2 separate regions of the Mus musculus genome follow, and region 1 is linked to region 2. Evidence: chromatin loops called from intact Hi-C (ENCODE). Cell type or tissue: left cerebral cortex. All regions are shown on one strand. Each heading gives the region's core, and the rest is flanking DNA. Links, peaks and the distances in the headings are about the cores only.

Region 1 (8,341 bases), core at 197-8,196, 120 kb after region 2:
TACATTCACTCCAGATGTAACACAGTTTATTATTCCTTTGACCGACTGATTTTATTTTGCATCAGATTCTATAGCCAGAATTCTATAACAAGAATGTACTTGGAGAATTGTTGGCAGGAAATCTGGCCAGGCATTTGGGAGGTTGAGACAAGAGGATTGCTGCAAATTCAAGGACAGTCTGAGCCATGGTGAGTACCAGACCAACCAGGACTACATGGCAAGACCTGGTCTCAGTGACACCTCCCCAGTCCCCCAGTCAGAATGTTAACATATATGGTTCAAGCATAGGACACATGGAGTGTGAGGAAGTGACCGTGGTGGAGAGAGGGACCAGGTCATAGAGAGTCTGCGTTCTAGGGGTTTGGAACTTAATTCTGGATTATCACTGAATTATCCAAAGCAGGCAATACAAGATTTGTATTTTGGATGAATTCTGGAGGATTGATAAGAGTACAGGAATTGGTAGGCTGTTAAATTCATTTGAAATAAGGCTTGACCTTAGCCAGTAAGATGAATTTTATTTTGGAAATATTGAAGTTGGAACTTGTAAACATTGAAATGTACTTGAGTAAGCTGTTAAATATGAGACTGATTTCATAGAAGAGTGTTTGAGGTAGTAATCAAAGTAAATAAATTTATTTGAGAATGAGAAGGGCTCATGATCAGAGACTACAATGGAGAACATAGACTGGGTGGAGGAAAGGGAATTCTAAGAAGCCACAGGAGGTAGGAAAAAGCCTCTAGAGATTGCTTGTCACAGGTCAAAGGGAAAAGGCTTTGGCCAGTGGCACCTATATTCTCTTGGGCTTTGTTTAACTTAGGTATAAATTGCTCTGATTAAGAAACAATGTTTTAAAGTCCGGAAAATAGAAACACTCTATCTAACATGACCTTGGTTGAAAGTAGAGTTTTCCTTCCACTGCTTTCAGTTTATACAAATAGTTACAGTACCTAAGACAGGGATTATTATTGAGTATCCGTCATAATCAAATACATTGTTGTAAGCTTTTCTTAGAATGTACATTGGGAGAACCTAGTTAGACCCACAGACCAAAGATCACTTCCACAGTTAACTAATACTTACTGCTTCTTCATATGTGCATTTGATGGTGGCGGAGGTGGTGGAGGAGGAGGAGATAGAAAATTTAGTCCAAGTGTTGAGTGTTACTTTATTTCCTGCCTTGAATAATCCTTTTTCCCATTTGTTGCCAGAACAGCTTTAGAAATGATGGGTTCATATCCTGAACTTCTGTCAGCTTGAGTAGATTCCAGCTTCCTTAGTCTCTGAGGTGATCATTCATTAACCTGGAGTTTTGGATTTAAGTAAGTGTGAAATAAAAATAAGTGTTGTGCTAACCTTATACTTTGGGAAGTTTAACTGTTGTAGTGTCCATATCCATCAATATAAGTCCTTGGACTATTTTCTAGGGATAACAGTTTCCCTTGATTTGTGTTATTTGTGTTTAAAATCTCATTTGTATGGTAGGCAAGTCTTCAACACTTCCAGGTCTTGTATATTGTTTTCTTTGTAATTCTTTTAATGGAAATGGATGTAATAAACACCCTGATTGTTGGATTAAAAAAATAAATTCATGTCTGCTATCTGTTGGTCCTTGATACTAGGGCTACGTCTATAAAGGAAGTATCGGCTTTATGATGGAATGAAGTGAAATTAGATATGGACCATTATTTTAGCCGTGAGTGGGAAACACTAAAGAGGTGGCTAATTACACCCAAGCGTGAAGTTGGGATGATTTCTTGAAATTTACTCTAATAGAATTTTACTTACTGGTGTTACTCTCACAGTTTGCCATTCTCCTCCCCTCCCCCTCCTTGTTGTGGAGATTGAACACAGGTTCTTGGGCATTATATAAGTTCAACCCTCTCTTCTTTATCTTGGCTCAAGGAAATTAACATTCTCCCCCTACCCCCAAATATATTCTTAATCTTATATTAACTGAAATTTAGAAAAATAATCCCTTAGTTTTGTTTTTAATTCTTACCCCCTTCCTACATATTGTTCCATATTAGTGTCTATATATACTATGTCTGTTAGCAATACTGTAATACTCAGGCAGGACAAAGAAACAGGTAGGATTGCTCATTATAGTACTCAGATTAGTCTTGTTTATTCTGGTTTGTTTTGAATATAGCATAGGCTGTCCTTAAACTTAAGATCCTTCTGCCTCAGCTGCTCCAAGTGCAGAGATTCCAGGCATATTCTATCATGCTTTTTCGCCAGAATTCAGTTTATTACTTAAATGTGCTATGTACTGACTGTAGTACAACTTTAAAAATACAACTTACTTCAGTAATTAGTGAAAACAGTTCATTGTCATATATCATATTTGAGTATCTGCATTTGTGAAAAGGTCTTTTTTTAAAAATGTACTGATTCTTTGTTAATTTTGCATCATGCACTCCAATTCCAATCATCTTCCCATCCCTTTGTATCCTCCCACCCTTGCAACCTCCCCCCAAAAAGCAAATTAAAAATAAACAAAACATCTCATGCAAGCTGCATTGTGTCCCAGTGTGTCCCATACACCCTTTTAGCCACACATCTTTGATCATTACAGTGAGTCATTGGTCTGTTTCAAGGCCTCTGGTTCCTGCTATGCTATCAATACTTGATCCTCCTGAGGGCTCCTCTAGGATATCCTGGTGTTGCCCTGGGTCATAGATCCTGCAGCTTTGGATCTGCAGAACCAGCTAATACCATTCCTTCTAGCTTTGGGTTTAGCTTGCTTTTCTCTTTCAAACTCTGAAGGTAGAAATTGGTTTGAAATTTTTCATATTTAGTTATAGATTGCCTTCTATAAACATTAATTGTATCTTAAGCTTGTGCTGTGTCTTATTTTTATCCAACCTAAAATATATTCTGAGTTACTTTGTGATGCCATTTTTGACCCTAGTTTTGTTTGTTTGTTTGTTTGTTTGGATTTTGATTTTCAAATATTGTTTGGTTTTTATTTCTATGTCACCTACATTATGACTGGAGATGTTCTTTTTATCATTGACATGGTTTGGAAAATGGTCTATGGGACTTAACAAGCATTTGTTTGCATTTTGGTATTGTTGGATTCTTTCAGGTGTCTTTTGGGTCAGATTAGTTGGTAGTGAAGTTCAAATCCCCATTATCTTTTCTAATTTCCTGCCTATACTTTTATTATTGCGGACAGGAATGACATCTGCTTATAACCTTTAACTTGGCAATTTCATCTATCATTTTTTTAAAAAAAATGTTACCTATTTGGGGATTTTTAATTAAGTGCATACATTTATATTTGAACCTTTCTGCTTAATTGAGTTTTAATAGTATAAAATACCTTTGTCTCCTTTAAAAAAAAAAACTTTACATCTTATTTTCAGTGATTGTTTCTTAGCATTGTTTTTATGATGAGTTTGAATCTGAAGTGTCTCTTCTAGGACTGTCATCAATGATTTGGTATTGCTGTGTGGGTGGTGCGTTTTAAGACAGGGCCTCACCAAGAGCTCACATTGGTCTGGAACCGAGTGGTCTTCCTATTTTCAGCTTCCCCAGTCCTTGGATTCCTGAACGTATTGGGTATTCTTTCTAGAATACAGTCAAACAATCTGTCTTTTTAAAAAAAATCTTGTGTGTGTATCTATGATGCATCTTTGGTATGGATATGCTTGTCATATGGTTTACCTGTGGAGGTCAGAGGACAGTTTTGGGATCTATACTTTCCATCTATTGTGAGATCTGGAGTTGGGACCCAACAATCAGGTTTGTGGCACAAGTGCTGTGTCATCATACTGGCCCTCATGTAATTAAACCTCTTTAAAAGGAGTGCTTAGTCCATTTATTTAAAAAAATTTTCATTTTTAAGTGTATGTGTATATATGTGTGTCTGTGTGGGTATGTGTTTGTGAGTGATGGTATGTCCAAAGTATGTGTGTCTGTGAGATACCAGGTATGGGTGCTGGGAACCAAACTTGGCTCCTCTGCAAGAGAAGTGTGACTTCTTAACCAGTGAACTTTATCTTCAGACTTAATCCTGTTATCTTTTAATTCGTGTGTGATATCTCTTCCTATTTTATCATTTTTTGATTTCTTTGATTTTCAAAAACTATTTTTGTCTTTTTGTTGCATGTATTAAGCACTTGTCTTATTTATTGCAGTGTACTACATATGAATGCTATTAATGTCTCAGTGTAGCTAACTCATTTCCTCTCCTTCTTAGTGCTATCATTGTTATATATGTTATGTTCATTAATAATAACCTCATGGCAGTCTTTTAATTATTTCTTTCAATAGCATATACCAATTTAAAGAGTAAGGCAAGATTAATAATATTTTTATTAACCTATAATCTTTATTCTTAGATTCAAGTTAACTACCAACTGTCATTCTTTTTTCATTAATACAGCTTTTATTATATAACTCCCCTTTTCTTTGTTTCTGTATGTATATACATCTTTATATAAAAGCCCAATAGTGCAGTTATATTTCTTTCCTTCAATACACTTTTACATTAGAGAGAGAATAAAAATAGGATGTACTATTTACACTTTTTATTTGCAGTAGTCTTTGGCTGTTTTGCATTTTCTTCATATGAATTCCAGCTACTACCTGGCTTCGTCCTGAAGAATTTCCTTTAGTATTTGACTTTTTATCCCTGAGCCCATAAGGAACATTTTTCATTCAAATCACCAACTTTCACTCCTGGGCCCTGTAGGCCCATGGCCATCTCAGAATGCAGTGAGGACAACTTCCAAACTTTCCATAGTCTCTAACAGTCTCAACATTTCAAACAGTCAGAAGTTTCTTGAGACTCCAGGCTCATTATCCCTTTATTTGAGCTTTGAGGAAATGACTTTGTTTAGAGAAGCTGTAGAAAGATAATCTCTCTCGTTCTCTGTTATTTCCTTAGTATTTTGGCTAATTTCATCCAGATAGTTACTTGAAGGCATAAATATTTAGAGATTTGGGAGTTGTGGGGATGGCTCAGGAGGTACAGTGTTTGCCTTGCAAACATGAAGATCTCAGTTCTGTCTCCAGAACACATGTAAACGTGCCAGGTATGGCAAGAACACACGTAATCGTGCCAGGTATGGCAAGACACATGTAAACGTGCCAGGTATGGCAAGACACACGTAAACGTGCCAGGTATGGCAAGAACACACGTAAACGTGCCAGGTATGGCAAGAACACATGTAAACGTGCCAGGTATGGCAAGAACACATGTAAATGTGCCAGGTATGGCAAGAACACACGTAAACGTGCCAGTTAAGGCAAGACAGGAGGATGGTTAGGGCTTGCTGGCCATCAAGTTTAGCCTTACTAATGAATTCTAAGCTTATAAGAGCCTGTCTCAAAGGAGATGGCATTCTTGAGGGTGACAATTAAGGTTGTCTTCTGGCCTCCATGTGCACATATGTGCACTTGCACATATGGGTGCATGTACACCAACATATATGGAAACACATGTATGCATTATTTATTTAAAAAATACATTTTTTTTTGCAAAGTTCAATGAATTTTTAGAAGGGATTGTGGAAGTTTATCCTTTTGCAACAACAGTTGGGGGAACCACTATTACAGAGTGAATAGTCTTCTGTTTGTATACGTGGAATGGGGTTGTATGTACTGAAGGAACAAAACATCCTTTGATGTCTAATCTTTCTCTTAAGGAGAGGCTAAACATATATTAGTAGTGACCTGTCGGTAGTTTTGTCACTGACAAGGAAGTGTTACTTGCTGTCCATTCACTAGTTTTTATCCATACAAATGTTCAAGAGGCATTGCTTTGCTTCTACGGAAAAACTGGTCAGAAAATTGATTAATTCCTAGTTTGTACTGCCAGTTCTTCATGTCTAAAGTGAAAGGGAGAAACATCCCCCTTCTAGTCTTGTCAGATTCTGTTAACAGTATGTGTCAAAGGTATTTATTTGCACCACCACCTACTTTGAGTGTTTTCTGCAGAAGACCTTATCTTGGACTGCCCTAATGGCCAGAAGTTGGTTTTGGGTAAACTTTCCTGGCTTTGGAGTTTAGCATACTGCTTTTTTGTTTTTGACTAATAAAAGTTAGACTTGAAGCAGTGGGGAATTTGTTCAGTCCTGAGCTTAAACTTTATTATATCAGAAAGGGAGGTAGGTCAAATTTTGCCCAGCACCAAATACATAACAAAGAAATTTGAATTTAAGCACATAAATATGACATGATTTTCCTACATGTAAATTAAAATAACATTTTCACCTATTACATTCAGTACTTTAAAGACATGTCTATGGAACATACTAAGAACATAGAGAAATAGAGCCTATTGTTTTATTTCCCAGTAGCCTTATCTGAAATGATAATATTTCTTTGACACATGTTTATATGGGCTGCGGCTTCCATACACCATTATCATTTATAACAATGTTTTACATACAGTGACATTCAGATAAAGGTGGATGGATGAATGCTATGACCCAGCACCTATATTTTTTTTTGTTGTTTTGTTTTTGGTTTTTTTGTTTTTTGAGACAGGGTTTCTCTGTATAGCCCTGGCTGTCCTGGAACTCACTTTGTAGACCAGGCTGGCCTTGAACTCAGAAATCCGCCTGCCTCTGCCTCCCGAGTGCTGGGATTAAAGGCGTGTGTACCTTGGTCTCAAGGTTAGATGAGCTTGTCTTCCCTCTGTGGCTTAATAATGCACCTAAGAAGCACATGATAAATACTGTCTTTACTGAAAGATCACTGTTAGATGTTGACTCACTTGGAATTAGTAGCCTGACTGAATTTCCTAGAAGGAAGACTTAGTCACTGCTACTGAAATAGTGCTTGTATGTAGGAACCCAAACATAATTGTTCTCCATCATCTGGTAATTAAGTTTAGGAGAGGTGGACAGATGGACTTAAAATGAGTTTATTCACTTAAAAATATGTGTGTATATGTGTGTGTGTGTGTGTGTGTGTGTTGTCTGCTGGTATGTAAGAGTACTATATGTGTGCCTGGTGCTTACAGAGGCCAGAAAAGGGTGTTAGATGCTCTAGAACTACAGTTACAGACAGTTGTGAGACACCATGTAAGTGTTGGGAACTGAACTTCAGCGAGGTAGCAAAAGCTCTGAGCTACCTAGCCCCGCTTTGTTTTCTTGTTAAAAAGGTGAAGTCAAATCTTAACAGACAGTTTACATCAAGAACACTTCCCAGCTTTTTCTTTTTTCCCCCTCTTGCTCATTTTTGGCAATATGTGGGAGCATTCTTTGATTGTTAAAAAGTGAGAGAGGAAAAAGTGCTACTGCCATCTATTGGATAGAGGCCAGAAATGTGGTTCAGATTTTGCAGTGATTGGGACAGTTCCTTAATGGAACAACTCCTTTTAATAAAGAACCATCTGCCAGGTAGTGGTGGCGCACGCCTTTAATTCCAGTACTTGGGAGGCAGAGGCAGGCGGATTTCTGAGTTTGAGACTAGCCTGGTCTATACAGAGTGAGTTCCAGGACAGCCAGGACTACACAGAGAAGCCCTGTCTCGGAAAAACAACAAAACAAACAAACAAACAAAAAACAAATAAACAAACAAACAAGGAACCATCTGGGGAAATGGTTCATGTACAGTACTTGCTGCATAAACATGATTTTAGCTCCCCAGCACATATAAAAGCCAGGTATGATGATATGTGTCTGTAACCCAGTGCTAAGGGTCAAGTGCTTTCTGGCCAACTAGTCTAACCAAAATAGTGAATTAGATTTAGTGATAATCTTTTCTTAAAAAGTAAGGTAGAGGGCTGGTGAGATGGCTTAGTGGGTAAGAGCACCCGACTGCTCTTCCGAAGGTCAGGAGTTCAAATCCCAGCAACCACATGGTGGCTCACAACCATCCGTAACGAGACCTGACTCCCTCTTCTGGAGTGTCTGAGGACAGCTAAAGTGTACTTACATTAAAGAGAGAGAGAGAGAGAGAGAGAGAGAGAGAGAGAGAGAAAGAAGACGAGTCTAGAGTATCAGCGCAGCGGTTAAGGACACTTCCTGCTCTTGCAGAGGACTTGAGTTCAGTTCCTAGCACCCACGTCTAGCAGCTCACGGCCATTTATAACTCCAGCTCCAAGGGCTCCAACACTATTATCTGGCCTTCATGGGCACCCTTGTACACACAATCCATACAAATACACATATATACACAAATAATAATAACAATCTTAAAGAATGGCAACTAAGATTTCACATTACAGCATCTGCAGTGATCCCACAAGTTTGCATTCTGGGCTGCTAGCCAAAGGTGAAGAACAGGTTAAATAATATGAAAGGTTGGGTTGTTGAGTTACAGATAGAAAACACCACCTCAGACATAGTTAGAGATGCTTATGTCAGATAGTAAGATGGG
Region 2 (8,341 bases), core at 177-8,176:
CAAGTTCAATCTCTAGAACTTACCTCGTGGTAGAAGGGAGAGAACCAGCCCCACAAAATTGTCCTTTGACCTCCACAGCTATCCACACACCATGTGTGCACACGTACACACAAAAATAATAGCATTTGCTGTGCAAGCAGAAGATTCTGTGTTAAAAACCCCAGCACCCATTTAAAAATCCTGGGCACACCTAAGACCCCAACATCAGGAGACAGACACTTGAGGATACCAAGAGACCATTAGCTAGCAGAAAGAGCAAACTTCATGTTCAGTTTCTGTCTCAAGGTAAGGAGATACACCCAGTACAGAAAAAAATGTCTAATGGTCTCCACCTAGAAACATACAGACTCATGTACCTGAACCCTCATAAGCATGCACTAAACACAGCATACACATACACACAAGGAACCTTGCACTTTACACTAGACAATAGGAAAATCTCCTTCTTGTCCCCACCATTGAAGGGTCCTTTGTATAAAACTGAGAACTTATTGAGAGATTTCCTTCCAAAGAGATCCTTAGTCATTTCTTGCGCAAACAGGCACTGAAAAAGTGTCTCCCCAAGTTCAAATACAGGCACTTGGAGGATTCTGCAGTATGGTCCAAGGGTGACAGGATACTTCTCAGGCTAAGGACAGAACCTGCCACTGGCCATGGAGCTCTGGTGTTCAGGCATGCAAAATGAAAAAGTTACAAATCCCAGAGGATTGCACCAAGGCTTGAGAGGGGCCCCTACAGTGAATAGCTCAATCAGAGCCCCTCCAGGTAGGCCCCTCTGAACGGACTATGTACCTAACTGAGGATGAAGTCTAGGTTGTCCTGGAGACTATAGGATGTTGCAAATACCAAGAACATGGGACAGAAGCCAACATTTGTGTGGCAGGCACAGGGCCATAGGGGCGGGGCTTCTCAAGTCTCTTGGTACCTCCATCCCATATCACCATGAGCTGTGTGTAGGATTCTGAGCACAGAACTATCCGATTCACTGTTGGCCTCCCTGAGTTTCAGCCTTGCTTAACCCAGTCTTTTGTTGACAGCATTCTGTTCCTGCCTTTTGGAATAGAAATGTTTACTCTGCCACTGTATTTTTAGAAGTACATAATTTTCTTTTTTTATTTTATAGGGGCCCACAGTCAAGGCTTTGCCTTCAATCTCAGGAGAGGCTTTGGACTTTGAACAGTATTGGACTGGTAAGACTCTAGGGACATGGTCTGTGCACTAAGGACGTATTCCTTCGTTCTCAGGACTCAGGAGGCAGAAGCAGGTAGTTCAAGACTAGCCTGGTCTACACAGTGAGCCCCAGGCCAGCCAAGGCTACATAGTGAGATCCTGTCTCAAGCACCCCTGCCCAACAAAAAGGACTATAAGGACTCCTGAAGTTGGACTAAATGTATTTTGCATTATGAGATGTGTCAGGTGCAGAATGCTGTAGTTTAGATTCTTAAAGTCCTGACAGGTTGATTGATATTTTGAGTGACAGTTTCTTGTCTGATGGATTATGTTTGGAGGTGGGGTGTGGAACGTTTGAGACACAGAGCTCCCAGAAGTAGGTCAGTAGGGTGGGCATTGAGGATTATAATCCTTCCTTGGTTTCACCTGATCACTTCTTTGTTATTATTTAACAAAATCTCAATTGTTTGATTTTACCAATGAAGATTCAGGAGCCAGATGCTGGGGTGAAAGCCAGATAGCTCAAAGAGGCAGAGAAAGCACTCAGCTGACCTTCTTCCTCAGCTGGCATAGCAACCAGAATGCCCTCTCTCAAGCCCTCTCAAAAAACCTGCTTCAAACTGAATGGTCCTCCCTTCTACTTCCTGTGCATCTCTCTATCCTTTCTCCTAATTCTCTCTTACTCTCTATGGTTTTTTTGTTAATAATCCTATGTTCGCTTCCTGTCAACTGGCTGCTTGCTCTGCCTCTTGACCTAGGGTTGACTTTATTTAATCCTGTTTACAATATTCAAGCAGAAAGCCCTTGGTTTAAAGCTGTGTGCTAAGGCTGATCCACACCACAACTAAACACAGGTTTTTCCAGTAAATAACACAATCTCGGGGGTCACAGTGTGATCAAACATCCTGCAGCACTTCCTGGTCTGTGTGACATGGTGAGCTTCCACCCTGACGTCCTGTCACCATGAACTCAATAATGATAGACCAAGAGCCTCTGAAGTCAGGAGCCAGAATAACTCTTTCCTCTCAGGAGTTTCTACTAGGAATTTTCTCACAGTGACACAAAATAACTAACACATTTATCTTCCCTGCTATTTCCATAGAGCAAGAGTCTTCCCTTGGGATTGGCTATCAGCAAACCTTTTTCTTCTTTTTTAATTTGTTTGTTTGTTTTGTTTTGTTTTGTTTTGTTTTGTTTTGTTTTGTTTTGAGACAGGATTTCTCTGTGTAGCCCTGGCTGTCTTGGAACTCGCTCTGTAGACCAGGCTGGCCTCAAACTCACAGAGATTTGCCTCTGCCTTCTGAGTGCTGGGTTTAAAGGCGTGTGCCAGCACCGCCCGGACTCTTAATGTAGAAGCTGGTGTTGCAAAGAAAGGGAATTTGTGAAACTGAAAAGAAAGAAATTATGTTTTTATTCTCCCTAACCACTAACCAAGGTTGATTTTGCATTTCCTTCAATCATGAAACTAGGCACACACACACACACACACACACACACACACACACACACACACTCACACATCCCAGAGCCCTGGCAGCACCTGTGAGTATAACTATTGTTGCAGTTATCATAAATGACTCAGAATAGCGCCTCTGGGGTTACTGTTTGACAGTATTACAGTCGTCGGAGTTTGGCATTTCTTGCTACTTAAGGACATTTGTTACTATACTGTGTTTCAAATATTTTGATCATTGCCTCTTAAGGTAATATTATAATGTATTTTAGACATTCAAATTTTTATTCAGCAACATGGCTAGGAAGGGATGAAGCCCCATCCTAGAGAGACAGCAAGAAGCCTATTAGTGCAATTCTTCAGCAATCCATTAAACAATAGTCTCCTCCCAGCCCCCACCCAGCTTAGTCCCTTTCTTCCGAGCCTGGGGTTGTGCTGGCCTCGCCTCTCAGAGGCTGATGGGAAGACTCAAGATTGCACTTTCAGAACTCATTAGGGCTTAGACCACTCAGGGTCCCAGGAGAAAGGGGAAGCGGGGAAGTTTGTTCTCATCTGAATCGTTGGCTCCCATCAAATCATGCCTCAAGCAGGAGCCATGTGGACACTGTTCCAGATGACCGGAGGGCACCTAAGCAGCCTCAGCTTGGTTCTTCCCTCCCAGCAAGGCAAGCCTAGCCCAGGGATTTTTCTCCTGACCAGATAAGCCTTTTCAATGGGGTGTATAAGTCCAGCTTTTCTCCCCGCCCCCCCGGCCCTCCCCCCCCCCCCCCCCCGCTTCTCCTTGAGCGGTTCCAGGAGATGCTACTAAGCGCTATTAATTGGGACCTAATTTGCATGCCCTCTGTGTAAGTGGTGGTTTGTAGCTAGCGGGGATCAAAGCTTACTTGTACCGCTCTGCCCCACCCACCACTGCATGGGGCCTGGATTACCCTTGCGTCTTCTCCTCTCTGCTCGGTGAGCTCAGAGGAAGATCGTATTTAGTATGCTAGGGCCCAGGGCGTCCTGGAAATGCAATTGACACGCTTCCCCCCCCCCCCCCAAATCCTGAGCGACACAAAGGAAACTCATCCACAGTGCCTGATTGGGAGGGAGGCTGCATGACGTAGGGTGGGCGCTGTGTGATTCAGTCAGCAGTGGCAGATTTTTGCAAGCATCCCTGCTCCTAAACCCGCAACACAAGCCCGCTGACTTTAGAATTCTGAAGTGGTGGGGTGTTTTGATGTTGTTTTGTTTTGTGGTGGTTGTTGTCGTCATTTATTTAGGTTTTGTTTTTGTTTTTGTTTTTTCCTGTCGGGTGGTGGTGGTGGTATTGAGCATTTAAGCGCTTTGCATTTCTAATTAGTCTTAAGCCTGGTGATGGCTCCCTCAGTCGGTATCACTGTGCACACGCCCCCCACCCCCACCCCCCTTGCTTGCCCAAATGCTTGGTAATTAGCCCTGCAAAGACAGGCAAGCCTGACTGGCAGCAGCTTTTGCAAAAGGCTCCCCAGCCCTCTCAGCAACAAAGGAGAACCTCTGCATCCTCCCTTCTAGCTGTCATCTGATCCTTCGATTTTCCACTCTGCCACCACGCCACCAAGGAGTTGGAGCGTTTGTGTTTGAAGTGTTGGTACTAACGTTTTGATGGAAATTTGTAAATCTTACATGTGTGGGCAATGTCTTGCTTGAAATTTGTCCTGACTCCTCAGAGAGAAAGGAGGTGGGAACATTCACTTTTTTATTAGGACGGGAGGGAGTAACCGTATGGAAAATGGCTTGGTTAACCCTAGGCATCCCCTCTGACCCAGCCATTCCACGGTCAGAACACAGAAATGTGACAGGAATTTCTTCCCCACAGAAACACTGGGATATATCCACCTGCTGTTTGTAAAAGCCCCAAACTGGAAATATAAGGAATCTCATAAATTTAAAGTTGACTTTAAAAATTCTAGCTATTTTTAAAAAAAAAGTTCTGCCTCATTCTATTTACAAAAGTAGAAACCTGGCAGTGTGGTCTTGGTGGTGCTGGGAAGATTCCCCGGATCGGAGCAAGCAATTATATACTGTTACTGAATCTAGGCCTTGGGTCTGAGATCATATGAAAACCTGAATAGTCAGGCAATGGTGGTGCTCACCTTAAATCCCAGTACTTGGGAGGCAGAGGCAGGTAGATCTCTGAGTTTGAAGTTATCCAGGTCTACAAAGCGAGTTCCAAGACAGCCAAGAACAGGACAGAGAAGCTCTGCCTGAAAAACCAAGGGAAAAAAAAAAAAAGAAAGAAAAGAAAAGAAAGGAAAGGAAAGGAAAGGAAAGGAAAGGAAAGGAAAGGAAAGGAAGAGAAGAGAAGAGAAGAGAAGAAAAAAGAAAAGAAAAGAAAAGAAAAGAAAATCTACTAAACTACAGACTAACATGTGTGGTTTCCAGCATTCATGGTAAACTCCTGGAAATTGTTGTGGTTTAAAATGGAGGTTTAAACCGGGTGTGGTGGCGCACGCCTTTAATCCCAGCACTCAGGAGGCAGAGGCAGGAGGCAGATTTCTGAGTTCGAGGCCAGCCTGGTCTAGAAAGTGAGTTCCAGGACAGCCAGGGCTATACAGAGAAATCCTGTCTCGAAAAACCAATAAATAAATAAATAAATAAATAAATAAATAAATAATAATAAAGAAAGAAATGGAGGCTTAACAGTTAACTCTATCACTCAGTCACTGAAAGAACAAGGCCTGGCCTCCCTCACCTGTGAACTGGGTCAAGGTGTCCTATGGAAAAATCAGGTCTGCTTTAAGGCGTGCTCCAGCCACGATTGTCTCAGTCTTCCCTCGCAGTCTCCTTAAAGGGAAGAAGTCCAGTGGAAACCAGAGGGCTGATGGGAAGAAATACAGCCATAGAGAGGAGAAACAGGCGTTAGGACCAGAGAGGATGCGACTGTGTCCAGGACTTACTAATGGCATTCCCCAGACATTCCTGGCACAGTGTCAAGGACCAGGAACATCTCAAAGTCCAATGAAAATATTTAAGGGTTTAAGTAATGTTAAATGATCCCAAAATGAAAAATGGAAAATACAACTAGTATGTATTTGTTTACTTGAGTGTCCACAAACAAAGCATAGCACTAAGCCTAAGTAATTCTGTGTTTCTCACACATGAGCAAGTACATCAGCATCCAGGCTTCTGAATAAGCTGTAGGGTCTGATACAGTACATGTAGTGAGCCTGAGAGTCTGCAAGATGACAGGCTTCCAAGTGAGGTACCCTCACTTCTGGCCCACAGCCTTTTAACAGCACAGGGAGTTAGTGCTATAACACAAGTCAGTGCTGACATGGCTATAATATACTGGAAAAAAAGGTGACATCAAAATGTCATATTCACACATAATTCAGAACAATGTTTTTATTGTGTACATTTATAAGAAATGTATAATGAATTCACTCACCATTGAAGTATTTTAAGTGTACAGTTCAGCAGATTAATCAGTTACAATATTTTTTATCTATGTCCTCAAATGAAACTACACCCAAAGCAGTCACTTCCATTCCCTTCTCCTCCAGCCCTTAGTAACCTCTGTCCTTTCTGTCTGCTGATTTGGCTGCTCTAAGCCCCGCCCGCCCATCAAGAGACTCACACAATGTTCTTTTCTTTCCCCTTAGCTTATTTTTACCTAACATAGGTCCATTCCAGTCTCATCCACATTACAAATTTCACTTCATTTTAAGGATAAACAATATGCCCCTGTATACACAGGTCTACAGTGGTCTGACCATTTGTCTCCTCCACACATTTATATGCTGAAATCCTAGCACCCAATATTACAAATCCTAGTAATATTAGGAGGCAGAGACTTTGGGAGGTGATGGATCACAAGGGACAAGTGTAGAATTGAAATATACCACACAGAGATTGCTCACACTTGCCACCGTGTAAAAATTCTGTAACGAGAAAAGTCAAAGAGAGCTCTTACCAGAAACTAAATCTACCTGTACTTAGATCTTAGATTGCCTTGTCTCCATCACATTAAGAAACAAACTTCTCTTGCTTATAAGCCACCCAGTCACTGATATTTTGTTATAGTAGGCCAAAAGAATGAAGACAGCATCATATTTTGTTTAGCCATGCACCCACCAATGGAAAAGAGGCCCATTACACCTTTTGGCCATGGTGAATAACATAGCTATAAACATGGGTATGCAGACGCATCTTCAAGGCCTTTCTTTCGACCCCTTTACCCAGAAGAGAGATTGCTGGGCCACGTGGTTATTTATTTCACGTTTCGTTTATCTGAGATAACAAAAGAACAGCTATTTTTAAACATCCTCAACTACGATTTGAATGACCCAGATGGACACATTCCTCGGAGAGGCTGTTCTGCAGGTCTCTCCTACACGAACTGCAGGCCAGCTCCTCAGCGCTTTCACTAATAAAATACAGAGGAAGTGATACTTGGCCAGTTTCCAAGCTGACCCTTAATGGCTCTGGCAGCTTCCACTTCCTCCATCTTGGAATGCTTACTGTTGGCATAGTCCTTCTTGGAAGCCAGCCACTAGGCTGTGAGGCGATACAGGAAGCCACATGCAGTTGCCACGAAGAGAAGAACCAAGGTCCACAGCAGACAGTCCTGATTCAACTCCTAGTCAAGGTCCATCCAGTTCCTAAAACATCCGCATTCCAGCCGTTCCAACCCCAGCCCAGACCCGGGTCAGGCTTCCAGGAGACTTCAGATCCTTACCGCCCTAGCTTAAGGCAGAAGATCCACCCGGTCAGAAACAACCCACTGTTATTTTAAGCCTCAAAGTTTTGAGGTCACTTGTTACATTGCATTAGGTAAATGAGACAAACCCACTTCAAACATTTGGAGAAAGAGCAAAACATGCCACATTGAATCCATACGGGTAGAACTTGAGATACCAGTACAGGGCCTTAAGACTTGAAATATCTTGGGACTTTACAAAACAGATGTAAGGCATAAATGTAAGTAAGACACATGGCAAGAAATGAGCCCTCAAATATTTCAAACCTGCCTAAAACCAGCAGTTGGTGTGTGTGTGTTTGGGTTTTTTGGGGGGAGCACTTTTTTGAGGCAGGTCTCCCTGTATAGCTCTCTGGTTGTCTGGGAATTCACTATGTAGACCAAGCTTAGCCTTCAGCTCCTAGAGATCCACCTGCCTCTTCCTCCAGGGTGCTAGGCATAAAGGTGTGGCTGGCTTTTTTTTTTTTAACGCAGATATGATGGTGGTCATTTGGTTAAAGATCCAGCTACCCCAGAACAGAACATCAGCTAGCTCTTCCCATCCTTGTACCGCAGGAGGCAGCCAAGGGCTTTCTTACCTGTCTTGGCTTTAGGGGCATTTGAACTCTCAATCAGAAGCTTCCTTTTACCCAGAACTTACTTTGTAGCTAAGACCCTGGTCACACTTTCAGAAGATTGCAGGTGAATTCAACCAAGTCTGCCTCAGATTCCTGTCAGCTCAGAAAACAAGCAGCCTCAACATGAAGCTGTACAAGGGCGGGCAGAGGCGTGGCCTCGGGCAGAGGCGTGGCCTCGGGCAGAGGCGTGGCCTCGGGCAGAGGCGTGGCCTCAGGCAGGCAGTCCTAGATTCCTAAGCCTGCCATTGCCAGGCTCTATGAGGAAACCAGCTTCCTACTCTCTCCATTCTCCCACATGATGGGCACAGCCCATACCCGCAGGACCGACCTGCTCTGCCCTTGGGGAAAAAGGAATGGTAGGTCAAGGGCCCTTTGTTATTC

Evidence for each region. A loop is a pair of places that touch in the nucleus more often than their neighbours do. Peaks named below come from ENCODE experiments on the same cell type or tissue, not always from the same donor. Only the 100,000 strongest peaks of a DNase experiment are listed, where the experiment ranks them.
Region 1: a loop joins it to region 2, with 3 times the contacts of the local background. A loop is called at or near these places in 6 of 42 quality-filtered maps.

Annotation. Positions count from the first base shown.
Region 1 is chr14:31,809,062-31,817,402 of GRCm38, reverse strand. All of the region lies in intron 1 of Ankrd28 (ankyrin repeat domain 28), which reads left to right. Among named protein-coding and RNA genes, the nearest start is that of Ankrd28, 17 kb to the left of the region's middle. In left cerebral cortex, for the core only: no CTCF peak of the experiment used is centred there; no DNase peak of the experiment used is centred there.
Region 2 is chr14:31,929,352-31,937,692 of GRCm38, reverse strand. LOC102640059 (a long non-coding RNA gene) reads right to left here. Exons shown (of 5, transcript XR_874500.3): 1 at 7,106-8,341; 2 at 5,337-5,462. Among named protein-coding and RNA genes, the nearest start is that of Gm41125, 10 kb to the left of the region's middle. In left cerebral cortex, for the core only: no CTCF peak of the experiment used is centred there; DNase peaks (open chromatin) are centred at 3,051, 3,657 and 7,089; H3K4me3 peaks cover 1,334 bases; H3K27ac peaks cover 1,639 bases.